3 separate regions of the Mus musculus genome follow, and all the other regions are linked to region 2. The links are chromatin loops, found by intact Hi-C in ENCODE. Cell type or tissue: gastrocnemius. All regions are shown on one strand. Each heading gives the region's core, and the rest is flanking DNA. Links, peaks and the distances in the headings are about the cores only.

Region 1 (10,897 bases), core at 3,389-8,388, 750 kb after region 2:
ACCATAGCAATTTATCTCTGGCCTGCATTCCCAAACCATCTGTATTACTTTTAAAATAGAAAGTAAATCAGAAAGTCATACCCATCTCATGAGGGTGCTCGCTGCACTGGTCGACATTCTCCTGCATGTGTAACCTACCATAAGTGCACATAGAACTTTCCAGACTGCTGTCTTGCTGAACTCTTTTTAGTGTATCTCCAAAATACATGAAAACCTGGAATGAAGGAAGTTGAGTCTTCTACTAGATGCTGCCCATGTAAGAAATGACAAATTGAAGGCTCAATACAGTACGGTTTATTTGAAATTATATCCCAAATTTAATTATTAGACTTTCAGATGTTAAATGGTTTGTGTTCTCATTTCTCTTCATATTCTTAACAGAAGAATCAAAATGGTGTCATTGATTTTTGTGATAGCATATGCCCAATTTCTTCTACAGAAAATGATAGAAACTGCTGGAAAGAACAACCTTCTGGATATTCAGCTGGAAAAGACTAACAGCTTATTAAAAATAATGCAAACAAAAGAAACCTCGATGAAAGAAGGTCAGTTCTTTGCTGCCTAAAGAAATAATAATCAAGGAAGGTGCTCACTGCAGTATCTGACATTATACCCCATGTTTGTAACCTACCTTACGTGCATATAGAATGTTCCAGAGTGTTGTCTCATAGCACTCTATAGTATAGCTCCAACATAGGTTTAAAAAAAAAAATCAGATTGAAGGAAGTTACGTCTTCTATCAGGTTCTACCCATGTAAGAAATGGCGACTTGAAGTCCTAGTACAGATCTATAAAACCACGTGGGGCAAAACTAGAGCTCCTCCCTCATAAACTGATGAGTCATCAGTTTTAAGAGTTATAACTGAAGCTGTGAAGTGGCTCGGTCGCTCGGTGGGTAAAGGCACCTGCAGCCAAGTCTGATGACCTGAATTTGATCCACAGAATCCACATACAGATCCACAGTAAAACAGTATCAATTACCCAAAACTATCCTCTGACTTACACATGTCATGCATATGCATACACGTGTATACACACACCCAAAGAAAGCAGTAAAATGCGGAAACATTTAAAAAAAACTATATGCATATACTTTCTTTTTTATTTGGTACTTCTTTTTTGATTATAATATCATTTCCCCTCCCCGTTCCTTCCTCCAAGCCCTCCCCTATATCCCTGCTTGCTTGCTTTCAAATACTTAGCCTCTTTTATTCTTTAATTGTTGTCATAAGAAAATATGTATATATGTTTTCAGAGCTGACCGTGAAGAGCATATACAATCTTCGCTGTGTCTCTGAAAGGCCCTAGTAGGATGATCCAGTCCCTAGATCTTATCTTCTAATACCTTTCTCTGATAAAAAGAACCGGGTTAACGTAGGATTAGGCCAGGTATGGTGTGACATTACAGGATTCCCGCACTCAGGAGACTGAAGGAGGAGGATTGTGACTTTAATACAACTATAGATACAGAGAGAGAGACTTTCTCATCTCAAAAATATTTTTTAGAAGGGAAAGAAATGAAAAAACAAACCCATAATAATAGAACTGTCAAAAATAACTGAAAGAGCTCTCGATGACCAAAGCTGTAGTGATTTCATCAACAAAATAGCCTTAATTTGCTTTCATAAGTAAATAATAAAGTAAGAAACAGCTCTCCAGTGTGGCAGAATCCAACTGGCTTATGTAGATAATTTGTCCTCAGACAGGTGGAGCAGGACTCCAGGCACACTCATAAAGTAATTCCTGTTCTGTAGGGAAGCTCACAGCATAACAAGGTGGAACATGTAAATTACATGGTGTCAAACTGGGTAAATTCTACCTCAGCCACAGGATCAATGACATCAAAATTAATACTGTACTACCACCATGCACCTTCGATGTGATGTGATGTGATGTGATGTGATATGATGTGATTTCATACCATATGATACGATGAAAACTATGCTTTACATTTGTAAACTTCTCATTTCTACAGCCCCAATTCTAATCATGAGGTAAGTGTCCCACAGATTCCCATTGTGGGACACTTCTTAGACCTAACTTCTTGTTAGATTCTGTCTCTTAAAGTTTCTACAATCTCCCAGTGGCTCCATGAGCTAAGAACCAAACTTTTAGTCCATGAACCTTTGGGAGACATTTCAGGTCCAAGACTGGAAGTGATGCTTTAATTGCATTTAATTATTTCAAACTACTCTATGAAATAATTACTAATAAACAAACTGATAATTAATACTAGATCCTAAATTTACACTAAAATCAATATTGGTGTACTAAATTATTAAAAATAGCTTAATAATTGAGAAATTTTTAATAGGACAGAATAACAAATTCTGGACAAAAGGATAATGTAGATTTAAGTTTGCAAAGATAATGAAAAGCTTTTGCTTAAATCACTGAATGATACTGTATTTCATGAATTCCTTAGCTACCTAATTTCTAGTGGGGAAAAATGTGGTGAGCCTGCCATCTTGTGTTCAAAATTTTAAAATACTTTTTAAAAACTAGTATGCAAAGAGCTTCAAGGTGAATTTCATTTGCTAATTACTGAGGAAACTTCACCTACCTTATTTCACTAATTGCTAGATTCCTTCAAATAAGTGATGTTCATTACGAGAAAGAGAAGTACTGACAGAACACATCTCTCCTATAACATCATCTAACACAGAAACATGTGAAGCAGGTTATCGGCTAATGCCTACCAAGCAAATGTAATTTAACCAGCATTCTGATAGTGGGAAGTAAAAGCAACAAGAGAAGAGAAGGTGACGGAGAGCTGCGTGAGTGGTTGAGGGAACAGACAGGAGAGCAGGGAAGGGTAAGAGACCATAACAGTAGTCCCTTGTGCTAGTCGTGAGACTTTGGACTTTTGCAAAATAATCATGGTTGAAGAAAATATTTTGCATTGTTTTGAAGACACTGGCACCAAGATAGCTGATGTCTTGGAACACAGTTTTGGGTTTTTAACCCTTTCACAGCTCTCCTCTTGCCCAGGATTTAGTTACAAATCTAGGAGAACATAACTGCTCAGCAGTAACAAAAGCCTCACCTTATATTTCCTCACTAGCTGTGGCCCTCCACCTTTGTGGCCCTCTACCTTTGAACAACCTTACTGTGACTTGTCTCTCTCTTCTTAGTGTGTGCATTCCTGGAAGCATTGCATGCAAACACTTTTTGTGATTCCCAGACATGTCCACATGTGAGTCGCTTCCAGGAAAAACATTGCTAAGGCACATGGGAAAATCTCTACTGTACGGTGCCTTAGAAAAGTAATTACGAAATGTTGGGGTTCATTTCACATAAAGGTTGATTATAAAGTACTTATTGTTTGTGCTGGCTAGTTTTATATCAAGTTGACACAAACCAGAGTCTTTAGGGAGGAGTAAACTTGCTGGGAGGGGGTGGTGCATTACTTTAATCCCAGCATTCTATGGCAGAGGCAGGCAGACCTCTGAGTTTGAGTCCAGCCTGCATTACAGAGAAAGTTCTAGGGCTGAAAAGCTACACAAAGAAACCCGTTACCACCAAGGATCATGCAGATGTCCATGGTATATGTGGGCTGTGCTGCAGCAGGGCCATGTCGATGTGAGTAACCTGTGCAGTCACCTCAGGTCATGTTGATATTCATGGTCCTGCATCAGGGGACTGTGTTGATATCTGTAGTCTGTTGTCACCTGAAGCCATGTTGGTGTCCTTGATTCATGTTGTCCTGGAGGCCGTATTGATGTGCTTGGCCTGTGATGCCACTTAGGGCTCTGATGGTGTCTGTAGTCTAAGCTGGGACAGAGGCCCATGTTGATGCCTGTGGTCTATAATACTATCACTAAAGACCATGCTGAGGTTGGTGGCACATGCTGATACTGGAGACCATGTAAATGTCTGTGGTTGGTGCTCCTGGCTGGCTTTAAGGTTAAAGGAAGCTACTTTGGCAGTTGCATCGATGACTGCAAACTCACAGTTAAGAAAGAGGGACATAGAAGGTGTCAGTATGAACCCCTACTTCCACTACCAACACCCCTGGAAGAAGAGGTAGACAAGAAGGGAAAGTATCAAAGAACACTCTTAAAAGTTGTAATAAGGATGCTGTAGTGTATGTGTTACAATTGAGGGCTTCTGGTGGTGGTGCAGGTGGGAAAGGACTGTTTTCTTTAAGGGACTGGCCACTGAGAGTTTGACCATACTGGAGTTGTGTTCCTTCTCTTTCTCCTCCTCCTCTTCCTCTTCTGGTGTTGGAAAGTCATAAAGTTGGGGAGTGGACTTGGGAGGACTAGGAAATGAATATGATGGAGTGAGTGATGTGAAATTCTAACATAATCAATAAAAATATTAGAGAGAGAGAGAAAGAGAGAGAGAGAGAGAGAGAGACTCCTTTGAGAAAATGGTTCTAGAAGATCAAGCTGTAGGCAAGCTTCTAGGGTGTTTTCTTAATTGGTGATCTGTGGGGGAGGGCCCAGCTCATTATGGGTGGTGCCATGCCTGGGCTGTTGGACACCTGGGTTCCATAAGAAAGCAGGCTGAGCAAGCCAATAAGCTGCACTTCTCCATGGCATCTGCATCAACTCTTGCCTCCAGGTTTCATTGTAACAATAGTAGCCCTAATGCTATATATTGTAATTCATCTTGAGATGTCTGGTTGCTTTAGTAAGATCACATAATTTTAAGTTGAATATTATTTTCTTTCAGCTCTTTCTATCAAGATTTTCAAACAAATGTATCTTATGTTTTAGAATGTATTATTCTTCATACTATGATAAAAGGGCTACAACAGACTGTTCAATATCAACACAATTTGAAAGGTAAGTTAGAGAAATCATTCTTAAGACCATGGTTTGGATCCTGGAAAGATGATTGATTGAATGTGAGTGTGCTCACGTGAGTACAAGCTGTAGAAACCATGTCTCAAATAAGTAAGAAAAAAGGGGAAGGAAGAAAAGGAAAGGAAAAGGGAGTGTGGGGGGAGCAAAGGAGGAAGGGAGGGAGGAAGTAAAAGAGAGCCACATGTGGCAGTACCAACTTACAAAACCCAACCCTGGTGACAGACAGAAACAGGTGGATCACTGTGGCTCATCCAGGGGCCAACTAGCCTGACCTACCTGGAAACTCCAGACCAGTGAGAGACCCTGTCTCAAAACACAAGGTATATTTGTATTGCTGGTAGGAATATAATGCAGCGTTACCACAAACTGGTGATTACTCAGAAAAATGAAACATAGAATTACCATTTGATTCATAAATTCCACCCCAAGATATGAACAAAAAGCAATAAAAATCAGAGACATAAGTTTTTGTACACTAATATTCATAGCAGCATTACACAAAGGTCGAAGTAGCCCCTTGCAGATTGAATATAAAATGTGCCCCAAAGGTCCATGTATTAGAAGTTTAGTCTCCAGCCCATAGGAGAAAGAACACTGGGAATATTGTTTTGTTTGTTTAAAAATATTTTCTTATTATTGGTATGTTTTTCACTCAAGGGAAACTTGGGTGACTGGGAACATATCACATGGTGCTTGTGTGTAAGAAAGAAGACAACTTGCAGAAGTCAGTTTCTCCTTCCACCCTGTGGGTTCTAGAATTTAACTCAAGTCCTTAGGCTTGGAAGTGGTAGCTTTTGTCCACTGAACCATCCTGGCATTCCATACCTGCCCCTTGGGTTTATATACAGAGGCTTATTTTGTAGTGTAAGCTGGCCTGAAACTTATTATTTAGCCCAAACCGGCCCAGAACTTGCAGCAGTCCTGCTTCAGTGCCCCACGAGCTAGAATTACAATGGAACCCATCACACTGGCCTCTGATTGTGCTTCCCTCAAACCCAACCTCTGCTGCCTCGTTCTCTATGTCTAGAACCCTAACCTTAACCCTAACCCTAACCTTTCCCAGTGTCAAGATGACCAAGGTTTCCCCAATCATGTTCTCACATTATTTCAAACACAGCAACACTGTAAAAGGTTTATCTAATACAGCTATTGCATCTGACCTTAGTAAGGTCTATGAGAAGCAGTAACTTCTTGTGTTCCTACATTTCCAGTTTATAGCAGTGTTGGGTGCATACTTAATTAGGTCACGCATGGTCTACAGAGTGAGTTCCAGGACAGCCAGGGCTACACAGAGAGACCCTGTCTCAGGAAAAAAAAATGTTATAAATATCCCCGTGATAATTTTAACTGCTATTTAGTAATATATTCCTTGATTATCTGTATACAGATGAAAATGAACAACTAAAAAGAAATGTTGATTTTATGAAAGAAAAGTTAAAATCTCATGAACAGGTGAGTTATATGCTATTGTGTTCAGTTAAACTCTTGAAAAGCATTTGTTCAAGGAAAAGCAAGTTGTTTTAATAAACATCACTAAAAATTACTTAAATGTAGTATATATATGTTAGACATGTAAAAATCTTTAATAAATGGACAGTAACTTTTGCAAATCATAGTCTCTTTTACAAAACATAATGTTCTAATATCACTTACACACTATTTCTTTTTACCAAGAAGAGATGCAATTATTTTGCTACATGGTTTTCAGTTGTGCTAATAGACTTACTTCAGAGCATATTCTGATGGTTAATAGTTTTATTTAATTCTTTTACTAAAAAAAGAAGTGAGTCTGTATTCTTTGTGATTTCGGTAATCATTGTACCATCCAAATAATGGAGACTTTACGTAGAGCACAAATTAGTTCCACCCAAGGGCCATTGAAACTCTGCTACATTTTGTTCTTTCCCTCAGAAACAGTGTAGTGATAGCAACTGCAGAACATATAACACAGTGGCTCAAAAATACAAGACAAACTAAATGCCAATCCCTATCCCTCTACTCTGTGAGGAGGTTTGTATCACCTTTTTCTCATAGCCAAAAGCCAACATATCAAAGATCTCCAAAACTGAAGCTTAGTCTGTACAGGCTTAGCTTGAAAGATCTTCTCTTGACAAGTTCCTGTATGAGGAGCTCTTGAGAAAACACTGGCCTGTTCTAGTGCCCAACCTGGGACTTCTGAGTAATCTTTACCAGTAAGAAAAAGCATTCTGCCTGTGATTTGGAGGATTACTTAATGTCTCTAAGATACTTCTTCCCCACTCTTTTCTCTGCCTTTTTCCCCTCCTTCCTTAATTCTTCCCTGCTCCTTTCCAAGTCACACTGTGTATGAGAATGAGTAAGTGTGTGAGAGTGTGTATGAGTGTGTGTAAGTATGTGAGTGCGTGTATGTGTGTGAATGTGTGAAAGAATGTGTATATGTGTAAGTGTGTGAGTGTGTCTGTAAGTGCGTGAATGTATATGTGAGAGTGTATGTGTGTAAGTGTGAGAGTGTATGTGTATAACTGTGTGTGTGAGAGTGTATGTGTGTAATGTGTGTGAGTGTGTGAGAACGTATGTGTGTAAGTGTGTGAGTGTGTCTGTGTATGTGTGTTTAAGTATGTGAGTGTATGTGTATAAGTTTATGAGTATATGTGAGAGTGTGTATGTGTGTGAATGTGAGTGTATGTGTGAGTGTGTGTGAGTATGTGAGTGCATATAAGCGTGTGACTCTATGTGTATAGGTGGGTGAGTATGTGAGAGAGTGAGTGAGTGTGTGTGTGTGTGTGTGTGTGAGAGAGAGAGAGAGAGAGAGGTATAGGTATGTGAGTATTGAGAGTGTGTGTGTGTGTGTGTGTGAGAGAGAGAGAGAGAGAAAGAGAAAGAGTGAAAAAATAGAAGTGGTATGATGGGGAGGACAAAGGTGTCTAAAGAAAGTGGGGAGGAAGAACAAGAGAGGGTAGTGGGCAGTGCATTGTTTACTTTTCTGTGGCAGCAGCTAAATACCTGACAAGGAACAGTTCAAGAGAGGGAGAAGAGAGGGCTTACAGTTTAAGGGGATCCATCAGATCACAGCAGAGGAGGAAGCACAGCCTCAGGAGCATGAGGCAGCCGGCCACACCGCAGCCATAGTCAGGAAGCAGAGTTTAAGCAGAACATGGAGGCGGGCTATCAAATCTCAAAGCTCATGCACAGTGACTCACTTCCTCCAGCAAGGCCTTGCCTCCTAAAGTTTCCACAGCCTCTGAAAACAGCATCACCACCTGGTGACCAGGTATCCAGACACATGAGCCTGTAGCAGATAGTCCACACTGAGACCACAAAGAGGAAGAAAAACCAAATAAAGCACATTGAGTGATGCAGAATCTAGAGGTCTCTTTAGCAGAAGACAAAGGGAAAGGACCAGTTGTGGGAGGGGAAGAACACACATGAGCAAGGTACAGCGATACATATGTGTGAGTGATGAAGCTTGTTATTTTGTGTGTGCCTACTAAAAAATTAATTGGAAGTAAATAAAAAGCATTGGATACAGTTACATGTAAAAATTAATGTCACCTGGTACATTTACCTTTCTAATTATCAAAAATCATAACTATTTTATGGAAAGTGGGTATATTTTACTTTCTAGGAATATAAGAATAAGATTGCCAAACTCATAAGTGAAATGAAAATCAAAGAGGAGGAACATAAAACCGAAATGAGCAAACTTTATCTTGATATGCAGAAAAAAGGTGATTTTAAAATTTTAACTTACTGAACTCAGACATAGCATGACAATTTAAAGGTACATATTATTTTCCCAATAGTAGTATTCTTGAATGAACACTGTATTTATGCATTTCAATTTGTTTTATATATTTATGTAACATAAATATAATCATTCTCAATTCTGTTCATGTTTGTGCTTGTCTTAGGCAGGACTTCTATTCCTGCACAAACATCATGACCAAGAAGCAGGTTGGGGAGGAAGGGATTTATTCAGCTTACACTTCCATACTGCTGTTCATCATCAAGGAAGTCACGACTGGAACTCAAGCAGAAGCTGATGCAGAAGCCATGGAGGGATGTTACTTACTGGCTTGCTTCCCCTGGCTTGCTCAGCCTGCTTTCTTATAGAACCCAAGACTTCCAGCCCAGAGATGGTCCCACCCACAAGGGGCCTTTCCCCACTTGATCACTAATTGAGAAAATGCCCCACAGCTAGATCTCATGGAGGCATTTCCTCAACTGAAGCTCCTTTCTCCGTGATAACTCCAGCTTGTGTCAAGTTGACCACAAAACCACCCAGTACAGTGCTTGATTCTGCCTGATGTGAAAACAGCATCTTTATATAGTTAATTATCAAAGATTTAAATACAATATGGTATCCTTAGCAGTATGGAATATAACTTTACTAATTTTCTTCAGTAAAGCAGCTCTTATTACACATAAATAGTAGGTTGGCTTGTTATGAACATTGTATATAAAAAGTAACTAAACCTATAATCCTAGCTCGTGAGGCAGAGGAAGGAGGCCCATAACTAATGGTGAGCTCTCTGCAGTATGTATCAATCCACAGGAAAATGGCAAAGTATTGAACAGACACTATTCCAAAGATATATAGGAAGAAAATAAGCATAAGAGAAGATGTTTAACCTGAGTAATACAACATTTCAAATTAATTAGACTATAATTAGACATAGCTTTGGATCTTTTAAAACAGATAAAAGTCGTTTTGATTTTTTTCCTGTGATCTAAAAGGTTCATTTCCATGACCACCACATAACATTTTCACTGAGACCCAAAAATGCCGCTCTGGGGTATTTACCAGAGAAATGAAAGCATACAACACACAAAGACCTGCCTGAATGGTTTGGGTCCTTGGGGATCCATCCCATATGCAGACACCAAACTCAGACACTATTGCTGATGCCAAGAAGTGCTTGCTGACAGGAGCCTGATATAGATGTCTCCTGAGAGACTCTGCCAGATCCTGACCAATACAGATGCAGATTCTTGCAGCCAATCATCCGACTAAGCACAGGGACCCCAATGGAGGAGTTAGAGGAAGGACTGACTAAATTTTATAGCAGCTTTATTCATAGTAGCCCAGAGTTGTCATCACACAAATTCTTAACTAGTGCGAGTGTTTTAAAATTCATAGTACATCTACCCACAGCAATAAAAAGGAACAGACAACTGGTTTTCCTCAGTGTGACCATCTTAGAAGCATTACAGTAAATGAAGGAAGCCTGGTGTGGTGGCACATGCCTCTACACTGGCACTCGAGAGGCAGAAATAGGAGAACTGCACACTGGAAGCCATCCTGATCTACAGTGTGAACTCCACTCTAGCCAGGACTGTATATCTTGTCCTTATCTCAAAAAGGCAAAATTAAGCAAATATGTAAAGAAATCCAGGCACAAGATACTGTTTTGTTTAATATGGTGCTGTAAAAAAAAAGAAAAATGTAAATAAATATTTTTAACTTTGTGAATAGTACAAAAACTTTTTTTCTGTTTAATTTCCTAATTATTCCTTTTACCAAGTTTTTTAAAAAAGAATAATTTCTAAGGTACTGATTTACAAATAATTTTATGAGATGCACCAAAAAGTTCAATTTTGTAAAGATTAATAGTCAGTGATTCCTTTGAGTACTATTTTAACCCTTAAGTTAAGTATAGTAGTAATTTAATGGGGTAAACTAAATACATATAAAGTCAATATATTCTGAACAACAGAAATGGCTTATATTTTATTTTAAACAAGTACAAATTTCCACAGTGAACAATTATTTATAAGTATATTAATAAAATACTATTGCAAATATATATCCTACCAACAGCTTCTTAAACATTGCTAGTATTGCTATTAAAAGCACTTTATTTTTGTCTTTATCTTTATTTTAGAAGCTATAATGTGATCTTGAATGAGATCACCTAAAACTTAACAGATAATATTTTTAAGCCCTTCAATAAAGAACACTGAAATGAAAATTTTAGTTTATTTTTTAAGGAAGGAAGAAAGGAAGGAAGAAAATGTTCCTTTTATCTTTAGAAAAGAATTCTAAAACAAGTTATCTTTAAGACAGGTAAATATTCTTGTAAAACCTTAGTTCAGTGTCTCCT
Region 2 (10,897 bases), core at 2,307-7,306:
TACTTAGAAATACCTAATCTTCCACAGATCTGGAAAACATTAATCCTCCAGGAGCCAACAGAAGTGACCTAGACACAAAATTTCTTGGTTGGACCAAATACCATCTCTCTGTCTTAAACAACAACAAAAATTTAAGAAAGAAAAATGGAAGTTTTCTATAAACCAGCACTGTGAAACAACCGCAGAGAGACTTCCTTACCTGAGGTGTCAGCTCTACTTCTAATTCACCAGAAAGGAACTGTCGCTCAAATTCTGCATTTTCTCCCACATATGAGGAGATCATTCGTTTTATCTGCTTGGATCGAAGTAAAAGGCCCAGGCCGAAGTTGTCAACCCTAAAAGGAGAGGAAGGGAATTGATAACCATGAGACTGTCTGACAGAACACTGTTAATATCTTGGGTTTTGTTTGTTTGTTTGGTTTTTGGTTTTTTTAAGATGTGAAATTTAATACTTTGGAGGAAAAGAAATCTAAAAAATTCTATTCACATTTTCCTTCCACCCCTCACCACTGCAAGACCTCACAAGGCTGCTCGATGTCCTTATTTTACAGGTGGGGAGAGTACAGCTTAAAAAGCTGACAGAGATCCGAGCACCTGGGAGACAGAGGCAGGTGGAGCTCTGGGGTTGAGGCCAGCCTGGTCTTCAGATGAGTTCCAGGTCAGTCAGCGCTATGCAGTAAAATCCTATCTCAAATCCCCCTCCTCAAGATCTCAGAGAGTAAAGGGCAGAGCTATTGCTCTCCAGCCCACATCCATCCCATAGCTCCAGAACACGTTTATTCTTTCTCCTACTGCAAAGTGGACTTGAGAGAGAACGTAACAAAGATGCTTCGAAAACACCCCAAAGCGCTGTGCAGAGGCTTTCTGTGTCCAGCTGGAAGGTACGGGTCTCGAGTTAAGATAAAGATGCGCACACTCATTGAAATATGACCCACATTATACATAAGTCTAAGAACATTTGTCCTATATCACAGACATTTACCTAACAAGAGTTACATACTTGAATGTTCTCAATCCTCTCAAACAAAAAGACTGCAGGTAGCAAAATGAATCCTATGTCTCTTACAATACATATATTTCGGTTTAATACTCTAAAGAACTCAGATTATTCTTAGATATGAAGCAAGTACTATATCTCCAGATGAATATATTTCTTCTTTATTTCTATCATATTTTCAAAGAAAAAATGTACCTACATTTTTATTAGATATTCTCATTATTTACATTTCAAATTTTATCCCCTTTCCTCATTTCCCCTCCAAAAAGCCCCTATCCCATTCCTTCCCTACCCCCCCCCTCACTAACCCACCCCCTCCTGCTTCCCTGTCCTGGCATTCCCCTACACTTGGGCCCTTCACAACACCAAGGGCCTCTCTTATCAATGATGACCCCCAAAGCACCCTCTGCTACATCTGCAGCTGGAGCCATAGGTCCCTCCATGTGTACACTTTGGTTGGTTGTTTAGTCACTGGGAGCTCTGGGGAGTCTGGTTGGTTCACATTGTTGTTCCTCCTATGGGGCTGCAAACCCCTTCATCTCCTTGGGTCCTTTCTCTAACTCCTCTATTGGAGATCCTGTGCTCAGTCCAATGGATGGCTGTGTGCATTCACCTCTGTATTTGTCAGGCACTGGCAGAGTCTCTCAGGAGACAGCCATATCAGGCTCCTGTCAGCAAGCATTTGTTGGTATCCACAATAGTGTCTGGGTTTGGTAACTGTATATGGTGTACCTACATTTTAAAGCACAATTTCTGTTATAAGATAGACGAATTATTGAATGGAAGCTTCCCTCCTACTCAAAGGTTCTGGAACTTCACTAGGCAATGAGAGAGAGAAAACAAACTTTGCAGGTTGGTATGTCTGTCTGGGGCAGTCTCACTATGTAATCCACATCAGCTGGGGACATAGGACCCTCCTACCTCAACCTGCCAAGGGCTGGCTATAGAAAACTACTTTTAAGGATCAAATATTTTTGGCAGTGAAAATCATACTGATAACAACAAATAAATAGGATTATATAACAAAGATATGATTGTATAATCTAGACAACAAAGGAATGATTTATAAACAGAAAAAAAACATGTCAGTTGGCAAGGGCATGAAACACAAGGATTTTTCTCGTGTGCTAAGATGAATGTATACCGACCACTTTAGGGAGTGGCATTGGGACACTGTTAGCATTGAAAAAATAATACTCTGACACTAATAATAATAATAATAATAATAACAACAACAACAACAACCCTGAAAACAGTCATCCTTATGCTACTGAATCATCATTTCCTCTCATGTCTCTACCAAACCAGAATTCATACTTAATGCTCACTAGACAACATATATAATACATCCTTCAACACAGTGCCCATTACAGGCAAAATGAGAGCCTCCCACCTGCCCATCCACAGAATAGATAAGTTATAGTTTATCCAGACAACTCAGTCAGATACAGCAACGAGACTGCACAGTGGACCTGCACTAGCCACCACGGACAGACTTAGACAGAACACTGAGTAAAAAAAGCTATTCACAAACGTGTGCATGTTGAATCACTTCCTTTACGAGGGCTTCAGACTTTGACAGGATTAACGTGTGTGGTCCAAAGTGTCCATAATGTAGATGGGGCAGGGGGACAACTTCCCAGTGACTGAAGTGACTGCAGGCATTAGGAAGTGAGTTTTCCGGAGACTGATCCTGTCCTGTGTTCTTTGTACAGGTGTTGGCTACATGGCCACTCAGCTTGTAAAGTCCCTTTGGTACATCTATGTAGGGTCAGTTTTCTATATCACTCTATATTAGGTATCTACAGTTTTTTTTAAAGGATAAAACTGCCATGAGAGTCCCAAGGTGGGAACCCTCTGAAGAGAAGTGGGGAGGGGACAATGGGTGGAGGGATTTCTAAGGACAGGACTAGGAGAAGAAGAGGAAGGGGGGCTCCGACTGGGATGTAATATGAATAAAAAAATAAATTATGTGAAAAACTGCAATGAGATTGACTGTGAAATCTTCTTAGAAACAGCGGCCTGTATTTCCTCCTCTTGAGGGCCACATTCACGTTCTGCTGGGCTGTGTGGTCTGCACAACTCACTCATCCAGCAAGCCCAGACTGAGTGCTTATTCCACCCTAGAGAAGGGATGTCAGCCTGTGTGGCTACAGCCCAGAGAAGGCTTATGCCTGTCCCTGTGTAGACCTGAGAGTTCCGAGGAAATAAACAGGAAGCCTGTAATTGCAGCAGAGGGGAGGGATGTGTTAAGTGATGTCTTTAGAATACATGATGGGAACACAGAAGATCAAGGACCACAGATGGAGAAGGGGGTGGAGAAAGTCTAGCAAGGGGAAAAGGTTGTACAGAGGTGAAAATACACAGAATCCAAAGAAAACACTGTTTGAGAACAAGGTCAGAGATGGAGATCCTGAGGCAGGAGGCATCTTGCTCAGGGCTCAGAAGGAACAGCATGTGGACTAGAGGCAGGAGTGGGAGGAAGGCCTGATTGTGATCTGCCTGGAGGGACTTCATCCTGAAGGACAGAAGATGGCAGGCGATTAGATGGCAATTCAGCTGACAGGAGACAGGCTATACCATGGATTCTGAAAACCCCATCAAAGGCAGGGAGATCAGCGAAAGGTCAAAGACGGTGAGCGTCTGAACTAAGGTGGAGGCGGCAGCAATGGAGAAGAGGGGGGTCGCTCAATCAAGAGACACTGGGGAGACGGTTCATCCAGCTGAGCTGCCTGGCACAGACACACGGGACCTAACAGAAGAGTGAACTGGGGTTATTAATCCAATGGCCCCTAGCAACATCCCACATGTTTAACATGCAAAGGTGTTAAGTATGGCAGCCTGTGGGACAAACTACTAGCATTTCTTTCAACGACCACTTGCCTATGTTCTGTTAACAGGCTCACCAGTGCCCATTCCGATTCACAGGGCTCCTTCATGATCTGTAGGCTTGCTCTTCCCCTCCCCACAGCATCCTGCACACCACATCCCTCGAGGCCTACAGTTAACGAGAAACTGTTAATCATTCAGAAATCTGTGCTTCCTACCCACCAGAGGCATAAAAATACCTATACAATTTACATTCTCTTTCTTTCTCTCTCTCTCTTTCTTTTCTCTCTCTCTGTCTCTCTCTCGCTCTCTCTCGCTCTCTCTCACTCTCACTCTTGCTCTCTCTCGCTCACTCTCTCTCACTCTCTCTCTATAAAAGAAAATTAAAGGCTAAGCAGCATTTCCTTTCCCTTCCTGGTGCAGTTTCCGTTAACAGGTTCCAATGAAGTCCGTGAAGGAGATCACACACAAGATCGACTTCACCTCACCCAGGGCAAAGAGGGGAAGTGGCAGGGCTGTGGCTTCTCATCTACCCAATCTTCCCCTAAGTACAGAAGACAGTAAGCAAACCCCCACCCCATAGTTTCCTACTTTGAAAACTTCTTTAAAGGGGGAAACAGCCTTATGGGTTAATAACATACTTGTCCACTAGAGGGCTCCAGGTGCCGGAGATACTGTCTTCTTAGTGAGTAAAGTTTTCTGTTCTTTCTCTCTTCTGGTTTTCTTTCTCCTTCCTCTTCCTCCTTCTCTTTCTTCCACGCCCTTCCTCAAGCACCCTTCCTCTAACCTGCTCCTGAGACTCAGGCCCTGCTTGACGTTAGCAATTCCCCCTCCTAACTTAGCTTCTTTCAGCAGCCTGGTGCGCAGCAGAGCTCAGCAGCTCCCTCCTAGAGATGGGCAGAAAGAAACCTAGAGGAGTGATCTTTAACTCTCCACCCACCAAGTCTATCTCCACAACCTGTTTAGGCATCAAACCGTTTCTTGCTCCCCGTTCTACCTGGTACCATCTTTTAGGGCAACCTCATCTGCTTCATCTGCTTCTTCTGCTTCTGCCCCTACAATCTACTTTGAATATGGCAGCCAAATAACACTTTATAAAACATAGAAGTAGAAAGGGCCACCACTCTGCAAAGGTAGCCTTCATTCGGAATAAAGCAAAGTGCTCTAGAGCAGCAGGCAAAGCCTGCCAATTGCACGCCTTCTCTGTCTCTGACATCATTCCTGCTGGGCTAGTCTTCTGTCACTTCTCTGCCTCTCTGTTGTCCCTTCAGCTCCCCAGGTCCTGCCAGACATGCTTCCCCAAGGGCCTTTTCCTGTCTCTGAAACTATTCTCTGCACGGCTGGCTCCTCTCTCACATCCTTCAAGTGTGGGCTCAGAGGCGACCTTAGCATCATCCTGATTACACCACTGATTGCTGACAGCAGCCTCCCTACTTGGTTCCCAATCCTCTTGCTTACTTGCTTCCTTTTTTTACCCCATGTTACACAGCTTTCCAATGTATCAGAAAATTTGCCCATTTTTATGTTGACTACCTATTATCTGTCTTTCCCAAATAGAACAGAAGGTCTGTGACAGGTCATACCCTGCTGGTGCTGGGGGGGAGGGAGGGGAGGGATGGAGGAAGAGGAGGAGGAGGAAAGGGGTGGTCGTGGTGGTAGTGGTAGTGTGTTTTGGTTTTGTTTTCTGTTTTCTCTTTCACTTCTGCATCCCAAGCACCTGTCAGCTATATGACAAATAAAGGTGACTGCAGAAATACTTGGTGAGCACTTGTCAAAAGAATGTATTGCTGCATTTCACATGCCCCTTCCAGCCAGAGCTTCTGGAACAGAAATGAACTATCCTGTGACTAAGCAGCCTGACAAAGGGCAGGGGGAAGCATGCGTTTAGCTTAGAATTCCAGGCGGGCAATGGTCCCCCATCGCAGGAAAGACAAGGCAGGACATTAAACTATCCCGATCACAGTCAAGAGCAGAAAGGGAATCCCTCAGGGATCCTTGCTCGCTCTCAGCTAGCTTTCAGCCCTACAGGATCCCCTGCCTGTGCCCTCATCCAGTCCAAACAGTCCTTCAGTGAATGATGGGTGACATCAAAGCTGACCAGCTCAGTCACTCTGTATTCCCTACATGTCCCTCTGGGTCCAGTGCTAGCTTCCAGTCAGTTCAGTAGCCAGGGTGGCCAACATCCACCATGAACCAAGAAGCTCTCTGGCCACTGCCTGCTGCTTGGGGTGAGCCTAGGGAAGGCACTATCAGAGAGATTAGGGGCCAGAGAACAGTGATGGCAGGATCAGTAATACTCACGCTCTCTTCCCCACCTTCTATGTATAAAACCACTAAATGCTGGCTCTCGTAAGGCCTCCAGGCACACACCAGTGACAACAGTACCCTTCTGTTATTGTCTACAGGGTTATTTAAGGGTCATGCTGCTTTCGTGCCACTATAATCTGTCCTTTTAAAGGAGTACCTTTGGTAAACTCCTCAGCTACCAGGGATAATATACTGAGCTATGACTAATAAAATCACAATCAGAAAAAAGCCCATTTGGTTTCTGTAATTTTAAATGTCTGAAGCTCCCTCTAAGCCTACAGAGTCCATTTTAAAAACCCAAACACAGTAGGTCATTCATTACTTGGAAGTTTTCTGACCACTCTTTCACACCTCTCTGTTTCTGTATATTTTTGCAACACATTACACATTTTGGCTCTATTTAAAGATTACCTTCTGTATTTGCTGATCTTGGCTCTGGGGCTGACTATGTATTTGGCCTTTGCTTTGTTTTAGACTAGTCTCCTGGCATAGCAACAAGGCAATGCCTAAGATTCTCAACAACTGGAACAGATAAAGAACAGTGCTTAGGCCTTGAAAAGTCTATTAGTCGCTTACAAACAGAGTGTGTCTTTCTGCAGTGTCTCTAATGCATGACCTCAGAGAACACATTTGTCTGATGTAATAGTATCATCATGGATGATAAAAATAAAATAATAAGTAAGCTATATCCCTAACACCTAATGGCTCATGATACAAAGACCAAAGATGTGAACCCCAGGGCAAATGGGGACATGCCATTTCTAATAGAGAAAGAAGCATGAAAGAGCCTCTGTGCTCTTTGGTACTAAGGGTGATTCTTTCTTTCTTTCTTTCTTTCTTTCTTTCTTTCTTTCTTTCTTTCTTTCTTTCTTTCTTCCTTCCTTCCTTCCTTCCTTTCTTTCTTTCTCTGCTCCTCGATACTGAGGGTGATGCTAGTGGGCTCTGTGCTCTCAATACTGAGGGTGATGCTGATGGAGTTTCCAACAGATTGTACTGCTTACTTCCAGAAGCCAACATTTCTCTAGAATACCTAAAGAAAGAAAGCTCTGAATTTTGTAGGATTGGACATTTTAGTGGTTAAAAGAACTCTAAAGCCAAAAATCTGTGGAGATCTGTTAATGTGACACTGCACAAAAGACATCCATCTTCTGAAAATATTTAATTTCTGAATCTGAAATTTAACCTCTTGAAGCCATGTGTGTGGTACCACGAAACCCAAAACTCCAGAGGCAGAAGCAGACATATCTCTCTGAGTTCAAGGGCAACCTGGTCTACAGAGCCAGTTCTAGGACAGCCAGGTCTTGGTCTACAGAGCCAGTTCTAGGACAGCCAGGTCTATACAAAGAACCCCTGTCTCAAGGAGAGAAAAAAAACCCAAAATACTCTCTTAAATATCTACTTTCTAAAATTTCACTTACTGGAAATAATTATTTTAAAAACGTAAGTATTGGGGAAATCTTACTTCCTTTGCTTTCATTTAGGAACACATTTTCATCTCAATCATATAATTTATAATTACCCTGATAGTATCAGAAGTATAACAATAAAAGAAAAACATTATGTGTGGCTGTAAGGTTCGATCCCATGATGCAAATAAAGTCTTTCATGAGCTAAGCACATAAACACAAGCACACATCACAGGACATCATTGGCCCTTCCCAAACAAAATAACAAAGCCCTAAAGAGTGCTCACAGTCAAGACAACGTGGCCAGTATCTGCTCAATGAGGTCAGAGCAGCCACTCTAGAAATAAAACAAGGCATACAGCAAAGCAGAGTCCACTTGCATTTAACTCCGGGTTTGAAGAGCCTGGCACACAACTAGAATTTTTATTTTGAGGGAGGGGCTCCTCATTATACCCTCAAAATTCTCCTAATCCTGATTCATATGATACATAAGAAGTCAGAAGCATACATACTTACATAGTAACTAAGTGAATTAACCAATGAACCTCCAAGTAAGCAGGGAATCTTCTATATCCCACTCTTTTATATCTATAACCCAAAATAATATTGTCAAGAAAAAAGTAACATGGACTCCATGACATGCCCGTTTTGCCACTGGCTTTGAGTTAAATGGTTGACAGATAGTTTACTATGAAACTTTTGGTTCACACTGGCTTATAATCTGAAGGTCATCCAAAAAAAAATCAATGAATTCTCAGCCTTTTCAACCTTTTTGTCAACATATCAAAATATTCAGAAGTGTGAACCTAAAGCAGTGTTTATGTCACCAAGGCCAACAGTCACTCTCTCATACAAAAGTGTTTGGTAGTCATTTCCTTTTAACTGAAACATTGCGAGACTGTTAAGACTCTTGGGAATTTTTAAAAACAAACAAACAACAAAAACAACTAACAAATCTCAGAGAGTCCCTGAAACTTACCAGATTCACAAGTCCCGTTCTACCCCAAGGTTATATAAGTACTAAGAACTGTGGAGAAGACTTTCCAACCTCTCAGGATCCCTGTAAGTCAGGAAGATAGCTCCACGGTAGCAGTTTTCATGGGTCCATCACCCATGATAGAGTAAACTTTCCGTGACACAAATGCCTTTGAATGGTCTATGCTCTGATAAGTAATCCCTGCCCATATTCCTGTAAATAACTCCAATAAACTCATGGATTCTCCAAGCTAGATGCCAGTGGTATCATTAATTGCCATGGTCTACCTTCTGATCTCTATCCAACTTGGGGAGACATTTGCTCACATTTCCTCATGAAAAGTGTCACACACACAACACAAGGTTAAGTGTCCTGAACTTTGAAAGAGATTTCTACAGATCCTTCCATAAGATGAGCTCTTTCCAAATGAGCTCTTACCATCACCGGCTTCCAAGAAAATCTGCACTGTTTATTCTCAAAGCCTTTATGCTAATAAGCAAAACTGCCAATTCAGTTACATTTTTAAACATCTTAAGATAATTAAATTCTTTCATCCATTTGTTGGAACGGGTTAGATAGCTAACTGTTTTGCCTACAAATAGCTTTTTCTGACATACACAAGTGTACCAACATGTGCATGCCTTTTTAAAACAATGGCTTATTATGACCATTTGATTTACAATCCTACTGCTAAGTTGACAGCATGCCCTTCACGTCCAATCAAGACCAACAACATTCTTCATGATCAATGTATGTCTTCATATGGCCTCTGGAGTAAAGATATAACCAAAAGAAAGAACTTGGAACAGATTTCAAATCAATGTCCTTCTTGTTTTATACATATTAGCCTCTAATACAAAGAACATAAGGAAAAACTTCAAAGAAAATTTTTTTATTCTTACAATATATTTTACAATATTTAAAAAATAAAAGCTCATCAGATAAAGACATCAACCATTAATTTACATATTTATAGAAGGTAAAGCAAAGCCCCTTCACTTAAGATTATGAGATGTGGCATCAAAACTACAGGAATAAGTGTGACCTTGCTGGGCCAGATGGTGCAGCTCCGCCTACTTCGCAGGCTACATCAGGAAACTCATCACTTGAAGATCTCCCTGGGCTACAGAGAAAGCCCAGGGCCAGCCTGGCAATATAGTGAGCCCTTATATCAAAATCAAAAGTGAGAAAAGGAGATTGGAGATATAGCCCAGAGGTGACTCACTTGCCTAACATGTCCAAGGACCTAAGTTCAATCACAGTACTACAGGTTAGGAAACAAAAATAAAAACAAGTAACTTCATTCTTGCCCTCACTACCCACTTTTCTGTTTTTTGAGAAGGGATCTCACTGCTTGGCACAGAGATCATGCTGGTACTGATCTCTTTATTACCTTCCCCCTGTCCCCTTAGTGATGGGATTCTAATCATGTGCTACTATATCCAGCTACCTTTTGGTCACTGAACATATTACTCTTAAAAGTGGAGGCAAATGTAACTTTACTGATAGATTTTTAGTATTTTTATAGTTTTATATATGAGTACATTATTAACACTATTTCCAACTCCCACAATCCATTTTTTCCCTTCCTTTTTCCCTTCCCCTCCCTCAACTCTCTCTTGGATTCATGGTCTCTTCTTCTGTAACTGTTGCAGATAGATGATAGACAGACAGACAGACAGACAGATGATAGATAGATGATAGGTAGGTAGGTAGATAGATAGATAGATAGATAGATAGATAGATAGATGCAGACAGACAGATGGTACATAGATAGATAGATAGATAGATAGATAGATAGATAGATAGATAGATAGATAGATACATACATACATACATACATACATACATACATAGATACATAGATACATTGATACATAGAGACAGACAGACAGACAGACAGACAGGCAGGCAGGCAGGCAGGCAGGCAGATCCTATTGAGTTTAGTTGGTGTTTCTTGGGTATACATGTGTTTAGGGCTGACTACTTGATACTGAATAATATATTAGGGGTCTCATCCCTGATCGCTGATAAACTGTTCAACATTATCTTAAGGCTGGCATTTCTTTCTAGCTAGGCATTTCACCCTAGAAGTCCACTCACCCTGCATTGTTGCTGACTGCAGTTAGATCTTTTACTCCAGTCTTCAGTAAAGCTCCTATAAGATTCTCTGGAATACCACACAGCCCAAAACCTGTAAAGTACAAAAGGAAGCAATGTGTGCCATGTAATGTTCTTTCAAGATGTTTGCACCATTCTTAATAAAAGAAAAAAAAACATATAATACTGCAAAAACACAGCTATACCTTATCAACGCAATAAACAGCCGTCAGTCACTAACTGGATCTCAGTGTTTCCCAACATTAGTTATCACCAGAAACC
Region 3 (10,897 bases), core at 2,057-7,056, 85 kb after region 2:
ATTGGTCACACACCTTCATTTTGCTGAGAGAGGTACAGCACAGAACTACTGCTGGCAGCCCTGTTGGTCCTGGTCACTCCTGATGACTTGTGCCAATTGGGCTTTTTGCTGGGTTGTGCTACTGAACTTGACTGGTGGCATCCCCACAATTGGAGATTAAAATCTCCCCCAAGGAACTACTTTTGAACAACATACAACAGAGCCTCCATGCTTCTTCTGGACTGATCTGCAGTTGCTGACTCCTGATTTGTGTGAGCTGAACTGTTAATTTCCTGACAATGCAGATTGGATTTGCTCCAAAGAACTACTTCCAAACAGGTCCACTCCCCCGAATCATAATAACCTTTCTTTCCCAATACCTCTGGTGGGTAATGGGCTAGAAGGAAGATTAAAGCATTTACGAACCCTTATTAAAGTAGGTTTTGAAGAATCTAAGCCTACAGGTAACTATTAAGCTAATCATCATGAGATTATTCTCATCGTCTCAGGAAGAAATGCTGCCATTATTTATTGATGCCCTAGATGAACTTCTTCTCCCCCCACACCTTTTTTTCTCCTACATTTTCTCCTACATTTTCCTACTGCATCTGTTAACTTTTAAGAACCTCAGTAATATTTTTGTATTTAGTTTTTTTCATTTGGCTCTTAGCATTTTTCTGCTAATTTTTATTACCATAGTATTTCTACCTGCCATCCTGTCCACCTTTTATTTGAGGCTACATTTCCCATCTATTTCATGTGCCTCATTTTAAAGGGCACTTCAAAAAAGAATATTAAACTTCGAACTACGTAATTTCTGTATTTTCTTTTTGAAGCAAGCTCACCCATGGTCCCCTTTTCATGAGCCAGCTGCAGAGAAGGGTCATCTTTCCAGTTTCTTGATGGGCCCAGCTCATTTGGAGCTGAGACTTCTGTTTGTTTACGTGTGGCTCATATTGGCTTATGTCTCTTCTTTCCTTTTATGCAAGTCCCTAGCATCCAGCAGTCAAGGAACTGATTGCTTTGATTCCTTCACCTAGAGAGACCTTTGTTGCCTGTGTGTTTCTGCTTTCTGCTTTGTGCCTTTTTGGAGGATTCCCCAAGCCTAAGCCTTTGAGAAGTTCCTGGGTGTTTTGTTTTGTTTTGTTTTGCTTTGCTTCCCCCTCCCCTTCCTCTTAGCAGAATTCCTTTGCAGGGAGAGTTGTTAGGCAGAGTGATTAGTTTCCCCACTTTATGTCTTTTATTTGCAACCAACCCACTAGGCTCATCTTATTGTCATCAGAAGAGGCAGTACTATTTTTATTCTCTTCCCAGGAGGAGGGGGCAGGGGGGAGTGGTGGTGGGTGGGTGTTCCTACCTGCTTCTAGGCTAATATTGCATCCACTTATATACAAATACACTATTGGCCCCAAGAAAGCAGATTGGGTTTTAGTCACACAAGAACTCATGTGATTTAGACTTCTTTGCATCTATTGTTGTTCTGGCTTAAAGTAAAGAGGTGTTCTTATTGCTTTGTTTTCTGTCTTACATTTCACCAACTGCTCTTCAATGGATTAAGAGAAAAGAATGTTTTTATTCCTTTTGTCTTGTTGATACAGTGCTGTCTTGTGACCTTCTTTGTCTTAGTTGAGCCTCTTTCTGGCTTTTATAGTGTCTCTTAGGCACCATGTGATGAAAATTTCGAGACTCATTTATTAAAGCATTTCCTAATGTGGTGTCTACGTACAGTAGCTTCACTATGATTATTTAATTAGTGAGCACAATTATATCTTGTGAAACATTTTCTGTACTCTCATTTTCCCCTATAGTTATCATTATTTCATATTTACTGCACAGTGTGATGATCCTTCTGTCTTTCTCTCTCTGTGATGGGACTTATGTCACCTTTACAACCCTGACCTTCAGAATTAGTACTAAGCAGGTTTGTATAATATATGGGCTCAGACTGTTGCTAAAGCCTCAAGAAATTATTTTGTTTCTTTTTCCACTTCACTCTGTTAGTGACAGATAATGTAGTCATTGCCTGCATAGACATTTAAATCAGTTTGGAGTGGTGCATTAGTTACTCTTGGTTGCTGCAATGAAACACCAGAACCAAACACCATGACGAAAGTGTTTATTTTGGCTCAGAGTTCCAGAGACAGTTCCCTAATGGCAGGGGAGGCATGGCAACAGGTGGCCAGAGTAGGAACCCTAGAAATCACATCTTCAACCATACCCAGAAATAAGAGACAGTGAATTGGAAATGGGACAGGGCCATAGACCCTCAAAGCCCATCTGCACTGATGTGTTTCCTCCTCAAACATCTATAATCTCCTTAAACAGCATTAGTAACTGAGGAGTGGTTGAGGGCTCTAACAAGTGTACCTATATGGAACATTGCCTGTTCTAACCATCAAGGGTGGGACCACAACTTAAAGTCCTGGTTTTGTACTCTTAGGCAAATTTCTTTGCTTCTATGTTTCCAAATTTTCTTCAATATAAAGTCAACAGAAACAGTTACAGCATCTACCTCATATGGTTCTTAAGAGATTCAAAAAAATAAGCATTTTGAAGTACTCAAGACAGTGCCTGATGTGAAAAGTTCTCTAAAAGAGTTTGTTTAGTGTTTGTGACATTCAGGGAATTAGAATACTGCTGTTATCAAATGTTATTTCTTTGCTCACTAGAAAACTCGGCTATACAAATTCTATTCATTTTAAGAGACAAGATTAGATGAAGTCATCTGGGAGATTTTCAGTGTCTCCTCATTAGAATATCATAAATATTTTAATTAGAGCAAAAATTTGCTAGCTAAATATTTAATTTTTTAAAGCATGATTTACTGTATCAATCTTGTATCGAAGTACATTGAAGAATTACCTTCTAATTACTATATTTTGTTTGTGCTTTTCTGTGTATCTTGGTTGAAGAAAATACAAAAGTGTTGAGTCTAGTTTAACTTACTAATCCAACTTCTATACTTCTCTGAAATATCTTTAATAGAAAAATGCCCATGCCATTACATTTAATACTGGCTATGGAATTCTTACCCTCTAACTCTTGGTTCTAAGAACCAATGCTACAGATCGAGGATGATCTGTTTTTGTCTTACCCTATTTTGACATAAGAAGTGCATAAACTCCTTATGCCACCATTATCAGAAGACTGTTCTTAAATTCTGAAAAATATCCCTCTACTATCCCTAGACTTCCAGAAAGTGGAACTGTTACTATATACAGACGAGGGAATCAGTGAGTAGAAAAAAGGCTCTTCCAATGCAACTTTTTAACAATTGTGATAATATTGGGATCTTCTGTACCTGACTTACTAAGATGGTGTCTGTGTTATTAAGTGAATATCCATAACCACTCATTTTAGTAAATTAGGCCTTTCAGATTTATGAAGTAAAATTTTGGTCTTGTTTAATATTTTTAAATTTGAAATTTTCCTCATGAAAAAAATCATTAATGAAATTAGTAGACTCTTATTTATATGTTTAGAGTGAGCCTTTCTGAATTGAAATATTTAAAATGAGTATGTTAGGTATAGTATAGTAGGGTTTAGTTTTGTTTTGTAAGCCAATTTACAATTTTTAAAAGGGTTGGTTAAGTCTGTTTTTATTTGTCTGTAAAATTAGCACATACTATTTTATTATATTTACTGTTTTATATATGCTGCCATTGCCTTTCTGTTAATCTATGTTCAAGGTTAACTTATTTCCTATTGTGTTATAATATCAATTTATGTTGCAAACAAACATGTAATACAACTCATAGAATAGTGTGTCTTTTTATGTTTTCCATGTTTGTACTGTTCTTGTGATTACATTTTTGTTATTGTTCTTGTTATTATATTCTTGATCTGGCCTGTGTTATCTTAAATATGTTCCAACTTAGTCATCAGTTCTGAGGTAATAGTTTATATTTGGTCCCAGAGTTCAGTAAAGTCTCATTTCACATTATTTTGTGTTTTTTCAAATTTCTAGTTTAACTTTGAGTTATATATTTTTTTCAGACTCTTTAAATCCCTGCAAATGCTTGGTTAAGGATATTTCATTTGATTGCCTAAATTGTTTTGCAATAATTCTCCTCATCTGAAATGTTTTGCTCTTCACTTGGTATTTTTGATTACAGTAACTTATGTGAATGCAGAGTTTTTAGTTTCCTTTCATTTGAGTACCTAGTGCTTTCTAGGCTAGCTCTAAGTGGCAAAAAGGGAGGAATGAGCACAAACTACCTTTCTTAGCTTTCTGGCGCCCTCTTCTGTTTCTCTGCTGCTGCGCAGGTTTTGTATATTCTTTATCTGTGTGTGGTTTTGTTAATAACTTATTTGTTTGATTATTTATGTATGTGTTTATTCAAGGCAGAGTCTCATTGTACAACCTTCTGGCTGGCCTGCACTTTAACTCGTGGCCATCCTGCGTCAGCACCCACACTTAGTAGTGGATGCATTTCAGCATCCACAATCAAGGTAAACGAGTAGGAGGATAGGGGTCTGCGTATCTTGGTTTCAGTTTTCTTCATGTTTGTGGAAATTTTATTTCTGACATTTACATTTTCTCTCCCTGTTGCTTCCCCTAAACCTCCACAGTTCAAGTCCTCACGTTTTGCATAATAGGTACAGCTCCCATCTCCAAGGTCCGACCTTTATTTAGTTCATCATAGCCGGACCTCGTCTTCGGTGGGGCAGACTTATTCTCAGCACCTCTGCCAGCAGGGTAGCCCTCTTCTAGAGGAAGATGATTAAATCCCACTCTGTCACACTGATGTCGTTTTTACCGGCAGTCTGTATCTGGCTCCCGAGTCTGGGTATTTGCTTTCCTCGTTTCATGTGAACTGTTCCACAAGTCGGGCTAATCTACACAGGTTGTTGCCAGCTTTGTCCATCTTTAAATCCTCGTATGGCGTATTCAGATGTGTGAAGGCCCTTAAGGTGATCACATCACCCCGTAGAATATTAGTTTTACTTTCCGAGAACTTGTTATACAGGGCCTCCTCTCCTGAGCTGTGAGTCTTTGCCTTATAATTTCTGCATGTTAATCATAGAAATAATAAAGAGGAAGACAATATTTTTGTTTTGTATTTTTGATTTGTTTGTTTTGTTTTTTGAGACAGGTCTCCCTGTATAGTTCCAGCTGTCCTAGAACTCATCATGTAGACCAGGTTGGCCTGGAACTTAAGAGATCTGCCTGCCTCTGACTCCCAAGTGCTAGAATTAAAGGTGTGCCCCACTACATCTGGCCAAAATTTTGTTTTAAAACAAGCACAGTTTCCAGTCATAAAAACAAATCCTTTTTTTTTCCTTTGGAACAACCATCCATACAGATCCTTTGCATGGAACTTCCAGTTACTACGGGCAGAGCGAGAAGGAGATATAGCTCAGTGCTGCCCAGCCAAGGCAGTCTGAAGAGTTCAGAGACCTCAACCCGGGTGGAGCAGGGACTCTTGACTCTAATGGAGGAAGAAATTTCAGAATGCTTCAATATGAAGCAAAGTTGGAGTCTGTTCAGAAAAGATTTTTAACCCGTATTGAGGCACAGGAATCAGGAGGGGGAATTTGAGGAACAGTACAGTACCCCTAAAGACAAGTATAGACTTCTCAAGGGAATCATACATAAGTGTCTTAACAATAGACATATGTAGACTTTGGGCAATTTTTGTCTAAAGGGTTGTCAAAGAACTTCCCTCCCCTCCCACACTCCTTTCCTGTTGGGAGCCGCGCCCACATTCGCCGTTACAAGATGGCGCTGACAGCTGTGTTCTAAGTGGTAAACAAATAATCTGCGCATATGCCGAGGGTGGTTCTCTACTCCATGTGCTCTGCCTTCCCCGTGACGTCAACTCGGCCGATGGGCTGCAGCCAATCAGGGAGTGACACGTCCTAGGCGAAATATAACTCTCCTAAAAAAGGGACGGGGTTTCGTTTTCTCTCTCTCTTGCTTCTTGCACTCCTGCTCCTGAAGATGTAAGCAATAAAGCTTTGCCGCAGAAGATTCTGGTCTGTGGTGTTCTTCCTGGCCGGGCGTGAGAACGCGTCTAATAACACTTTCCCAGTTGGGATGAATGAGATCATATGGTGGGTGACTCCATAGGTCACAGAGTCTGAAACAATCTGTTCTATGCTAAAGAGTTAAGACATATCTTTAGACGAGAAATGAAGTTCATAACTTTATTTGTGTGATTCTCAGACGGTTGAAGGAGACAGAGGAGAAAGAATGAGGTTAGACTCGGAGCATATATATGTTTAGACCTCAAACATGCTTCATTGCTCTTTTAACATTTTATTGAAATATCTAGATTTGATTTTTATGATTTTACCATTAAATCAATTATTATTTGTACACACACACACGTCTGTGTGGGTGCATGATGTGTGTAAGTATGGGTCTGAACACACCACAGGGTGCATTGTGGAAGTCGGAAATTAACTTTGGGGAATTTGACTCTCCCCTTCCATGATGGGATCTCTAGATTCAGCTCATGTAATCAGAGTTGTGTCTCTCACCTCCCAGGTCTCTGGTGCATTCTGGGGGGTGGGGGTGGGGAAACATCCTATTTCCTGAGGTTGCCTGTATACATTCTTTCTGCTGGCTCTCAGGGCTTCAGTCCTTTTCCCTCACCCAATACCAGGTCAGGTTTCCATCTCTCCTCCATTCCCCATGCTCCAACCTGTTCACTTTCCCTCCCAGGTCCTTCCCTTCCTCCCCACTTGTGATTGCTTTCTTCTCTCTAACAAGTGGGACTGGGAGACAGAGGTGTCCTCACTTGGATTCTTCATCTTGCTGAGCTTTTTGAGTTCTGTGGACTGTATTTTGTGTATTCTGTACCATTATTATTATTAATCCACTTTAAAGAGAATTTTCCCCTGGCCAGAGATTGTCTTCACTTGGAATTTACATATGATGAATGGAATGATGTTGGCCCCCATAGGCTCACATGCTTGAGAATGTGCTCTCTAGTTGGTGGAAGTGTTGGGAAGGATCAGAAGGCGTGGTCTTGTTGGAGGAGGTGTGTCACCTTTGGTGGGCTTCAGGCTTCAAGAAATTTTCCTTTTCTGGTGTTTTTTTTTTTTCTTCCCTATTTTAGAATCAAGATGTGAGCTCTCTCTGTTCCCTTCAGCACACTTTTGCTCTGCTTTAATGGGCTCTGCCTGAAACTGTAACCCCAATTAAATGCTTTCTTTTGTAGGCTGCCTTGGCAACAGAAAAAGAAACTAAGGCTCTAGGGCTGCAGAATGCATGAAACAAGGAGTCCTGCTTCTTGCTGCTGCGGCATTGACCTTTGTAAGCAATGATGCAACACATCCCATGGTTGCTAAAATTGTAACACGGGGCACAGTGTGCTTTGGGCAGGAAGAAGGAGATGTGGGGAAATTGTGTGAGGAGTGGAAGTTGAGAAAAGGGAGTGGATATAACATGGATAATAATTTTCTTACCTACTTCAGTATTTTGTCAAAAGAACATGAGACTGAAGCTAAACAGTACATTTTCTGAAGGTGGCTTCCCTATAGCAGTCTCCATACGGTCTCACATTTTTATCTAAGAACAAAGAAATAATCCTGCAACTCCAGCTATAGAAATAAATACAACTTAAGCCTAGAGGAGAATATGGAGCTTTAAAATCCACTAGTCAGCATGAGGCCATAAGAACGTTGAAAAGGAAGTCTGTATTGCTCTTACCTCCTCATAAATTGGAATAGTACAGAAACCTCTTGCTAGATATACCCAGTTTTTTACTTTACCCATACATCATAGTATCTCTTTAAACACTGGAGAAACCATGACTGTGAGATTCATTATGATGAAGTGATGTGTCTGTGTTTATTCTGACAGTGCTAAATACACATATTCTCCAAGCACCAGAACACAACCTGTCAGTAAGATACACTATAATTTTATCTTTAATATTTATGTACGCTGAGACCTCAGGTTTGTGGCCCTGCAGAAACAGGGACCAGGGTAACTAAATAAAATTAAACTCAAAGCCATCCATGTGTGTACGGCCCACTCTTAGGTAGCTAATGATATTAGCAGGCTTGGATCATCAGGGACGAGCCACTCCCTCAAAATAAGAATATGTACATTTATGCCACGCACACATGAATCAAAGAAGTGCAGCTCCTACTAAACTGAAAGCTGTGAAGTGGTAAGGAAGTGGTTGTGTTTATTAACTGCCATATCTCCAACACATTCCTGCTGTGTAATGTCGCACCCACCTCTTCCGGCAAGGAAGACACAACACGGTCGGATTCATCTCAACAGCTTTATTGCAGGAACACCTCGATGCTGCTACGGGAACCCCGGGAACCCAGGGAGGACTCCTTATATACAGCCCAGCACAGGGAAAAGCTTTGTGTCCTCCTGGGATTGGTCAGTCTGCCGGCACCTTAATTTGCATGCACCTGCTCTGGAGGTGTTGGCACCAGATTCAGGCTAGCACCTGTGCAGTTGTGTTGTTTACAGCGACGGTATACAGGAAACCAGTGCCATCTTTTAAGCATTGGCTGCCTACATCTCCCCCCCCCCCCGCCTTTTTTTTTAATAATATGATGCTGTACTAGGTCTGGGCAAGTCTGTCCATTGGCCACGGTTCCTGTCTTAAGTCGATCCTTTCATGTCACAGCCTTACCCGTCATAGAGTTACCCTATCACCTCCAGGCCCCATGTCTTAGGTTGGTCTGTGCATAAGGAAAGTTGCCCATCACTGGATACCGTGGATCTGTGTGACTACAACTGCCAGATGACCTAGGGCGAACTCTTAATTTTTTTTTTTTTTTAAAGAGGCCAGCTAAACATTGGGAGATGCACCATCTTTAATCACCATCAATGCGTGGTACACCACTGCCTTATACTGAGCGTGCTCTCGTTTGAGTCGACACAATAGCCAGATACAAAAGACACAACCCAGGAGGACCACTGTCCCCCCAGGCCAACATTCCCGCCCATTCCTTAAAGAATGAGAAGGCATTGGTGATACAGGAGGTGAAGTCCCCCAAGGTGACAGGGTCCAGTTGAGTGCTGTTGAGTTTGGCAATCTGGAGGAGCAGCTTTCTGGACAACTGCTCCGCTTTACTCAGATAAGAGGTGACTCTGTTCAAGAGACTGAGAGAAATTAGCTTGTACAACTTTATACAGTTCTTCAACCTGTTCTTGAACTAAGTCTATTAAATAAGAGAGCGTCCCATCTGCTTTGATATGACTGAGGAGGCATATATGACAAAATGTGGCCACAGCTTTTGCTACAAGTGTATCCATCAGAGTTTGGAGGATAATAATATATGTCTCAAGTGTAATTATGTTGTGGACAATATTGACCATCTCTATCCTAATTTCTTGGTGAATGAACTCATTCTCAAATAGAAGCAAAGATTTGAGGAAAAGAGGTTCAAATTGTATCACTCAGTGAGTAGCACCAATGGGCATAGGTGGCAAAAATTCAAAATCGACTATAGGCACAAAGGTGGGAAGTTTCACAACCACAGCAGTATACCCTGCCAACACTCTGCTAAAAAACATGTCCTTTCAGAACTATTACCATCTATATCTCTGTCGGGGGGAGCAATTTTCCCGTCAGCCTCTCTGGTACCCAAATTGGGTGTTCTTGACCCTGTGGAAAAACACAAACAGCTCCCCTGGATCGCGAAATAACGGGATCTGGGCCATACCATTTTCCAGTTAAGACATCTTTCCATTTGACAAACTGTTTAAGGATAGGCGAGGTCATGGCATGCCTATCTGCAGCCAAACGACCATGTTCGTCCAGAATTAAGAAACTTAAAGTAAAGAGGGCTAAAGATAATTGTTCTTTGGGTGGCCAACCATTGGCGATTCCCCCTTTTTGTTTTTTGTAAGAGTTCTTTTAAGGTTCGATGTGCTCTTTCCACAATGCCTTGGCCCTGTGGATTGTAGGGAAGGCCAGTAGAGTGACTAACCTGCATTATTTTGCAAAAGGTTTGGAATGATTTTAATGTATATGTGGGGCCATTATCAGTTTTTAAACTATCTGGCCTTCCTCAAGCTGCCCAGGCTTCTAGGCAATGGCCAACCACGTTGCGGGATTTCTCACCGGACATGGGGGAGGCAAAAATGACACCTGAACAGGTGTCAATTGAAACATGAACATATTTTAATCTTCCAAATGCTGAGACATGAGTAACATCCATTTGCCACAGTTTTAAAGGGATCAATCCGCAAGGGTTAATACCAACATGAGGAGGGTGTTGAAATTGTACACACTGTGGGCATTGTAACACCACATCTCATGCTGAGGCTCGAGAGATATCAAATTTCTGCTGAAGTGTGGCAGCAGGAACATGATACAATTGATGAAAATCTTTTGCAAGCTCCAGTGGGGTGACGTGAAAAATAAATTCCATGCGAGTGCTAGCGTCCACTAAGGCATTTCTTTCAGCCATAGGGCCTGGCAAGATAGAGTGAGCTTGAATATGTTGAATAAAGAATTTATGTGTTCTTTTCCAAATCAATTTCTGTAACTCTAAGAAGATGGTGCACACAGGACTGGTGGGTCTAATGGGCCCTGCAATTTCTAATGCATGCACTGCATTTACTACATAAGCCGAATCAGAGACTAGATTAAAAGATTCCTTAAAAGCTTTGAATACTTCCAACACAATTTTACATTCAGTAAGTTGTGGGGTGCCAGGATTGTATTGAAAAAGAACGGGTTTTTGAGAATTAACTACATAGGCACCAACACCTGTTTTAGAACCACCTGTATAAATATCCTATGCGCCCGATATGGGTTTAGATGCTGTGACTTTGGGGAAAAATCACTGGATGTTTACTAAAAAATTGTAGCAAAGGATCTTTGGGATAATGATTATCTAATTCCCCATCAAAACTACAGTGCAATAGGGCCCAATCATCTATCAAAGAACTTAGGATCTGTATTTGATTAGCATTATAAGGTGTAATGAT

What was found. Hi-C counts contacts between places; a loop is a spot of excess contacts. Peaks named below come from ENCODE experiments on the same cell type or tissue, not always from the same donor. Only the 100,000 strongest peaks of a DNase experiment are listed, where the experiment ranks them.
Region 1: a loop joins it to region 2, with 4 times the contacts of the local background. A loop is called at or near these places in 11 of 42 quality-filtered maps.
Region 3: it touches region 2 in a loop (9-fold over the local background); 19 of 42 quality-filtered maps call a loop at or near these places.

Annotation. Positions count from the first base shown.
Region 1 is chr15:3,287,749-3,298,645 of GRCm38, reverse strand. It overlaps Ccdc152 (coiled-coil domain containing 152), which reads left to right. Exons shown (of 9, transcript NM_001166063.3): 3 at 440-545; 4 at 4,725-4,793; 5 at 6,202-6,266; 6 at 8,419-8,521. It also overlaps a transcript of Gm41254 not described here. Among named protein-coding and RNA genes, the nearest start is that of Gm41254, 5.5 kb to the left of the region's middle. In gastrocnemius, for the core only: no CTCF peak of the experiment used is centred there; no DNase peak of the experiment used is centred there.
Region 2 is chr15:4,036,903-4,047,799 of GRCm38, reverse strand. Oxct1 (3-oxoacid CoA transferase 1) reads right to left here. Exons shown (of 17, transcript NM_024188.6): 3 at 10,619-10,709; 4 at 200-335. Among named protein-coding and RNA genes, the nearest start is that of BC037032, 15 kb to the right of the region's middle. In gastrocnemius, for the core only: a CTCF peak has its summit at 4,471 (motif pointing right); no DNase peak of the experiment used is centred there; H3K4me3 peaks cover 513 bases; H3K27ac peaks cover 278 bases.
Region 3 is chr15:3,951,501-3,962,397 of GRCm38, reverse strand. No RefSeq gene overlaps it. Among named protein-coding and RNA genes, the nearest start is that of Fbxo4, 23 kb to the left of the region's middle. In gastrocnemius, for the core only: a CTCF peak has its summit at 4,229 (motif pointing left); a DNase peak (open chromatin) is centred at 4,225.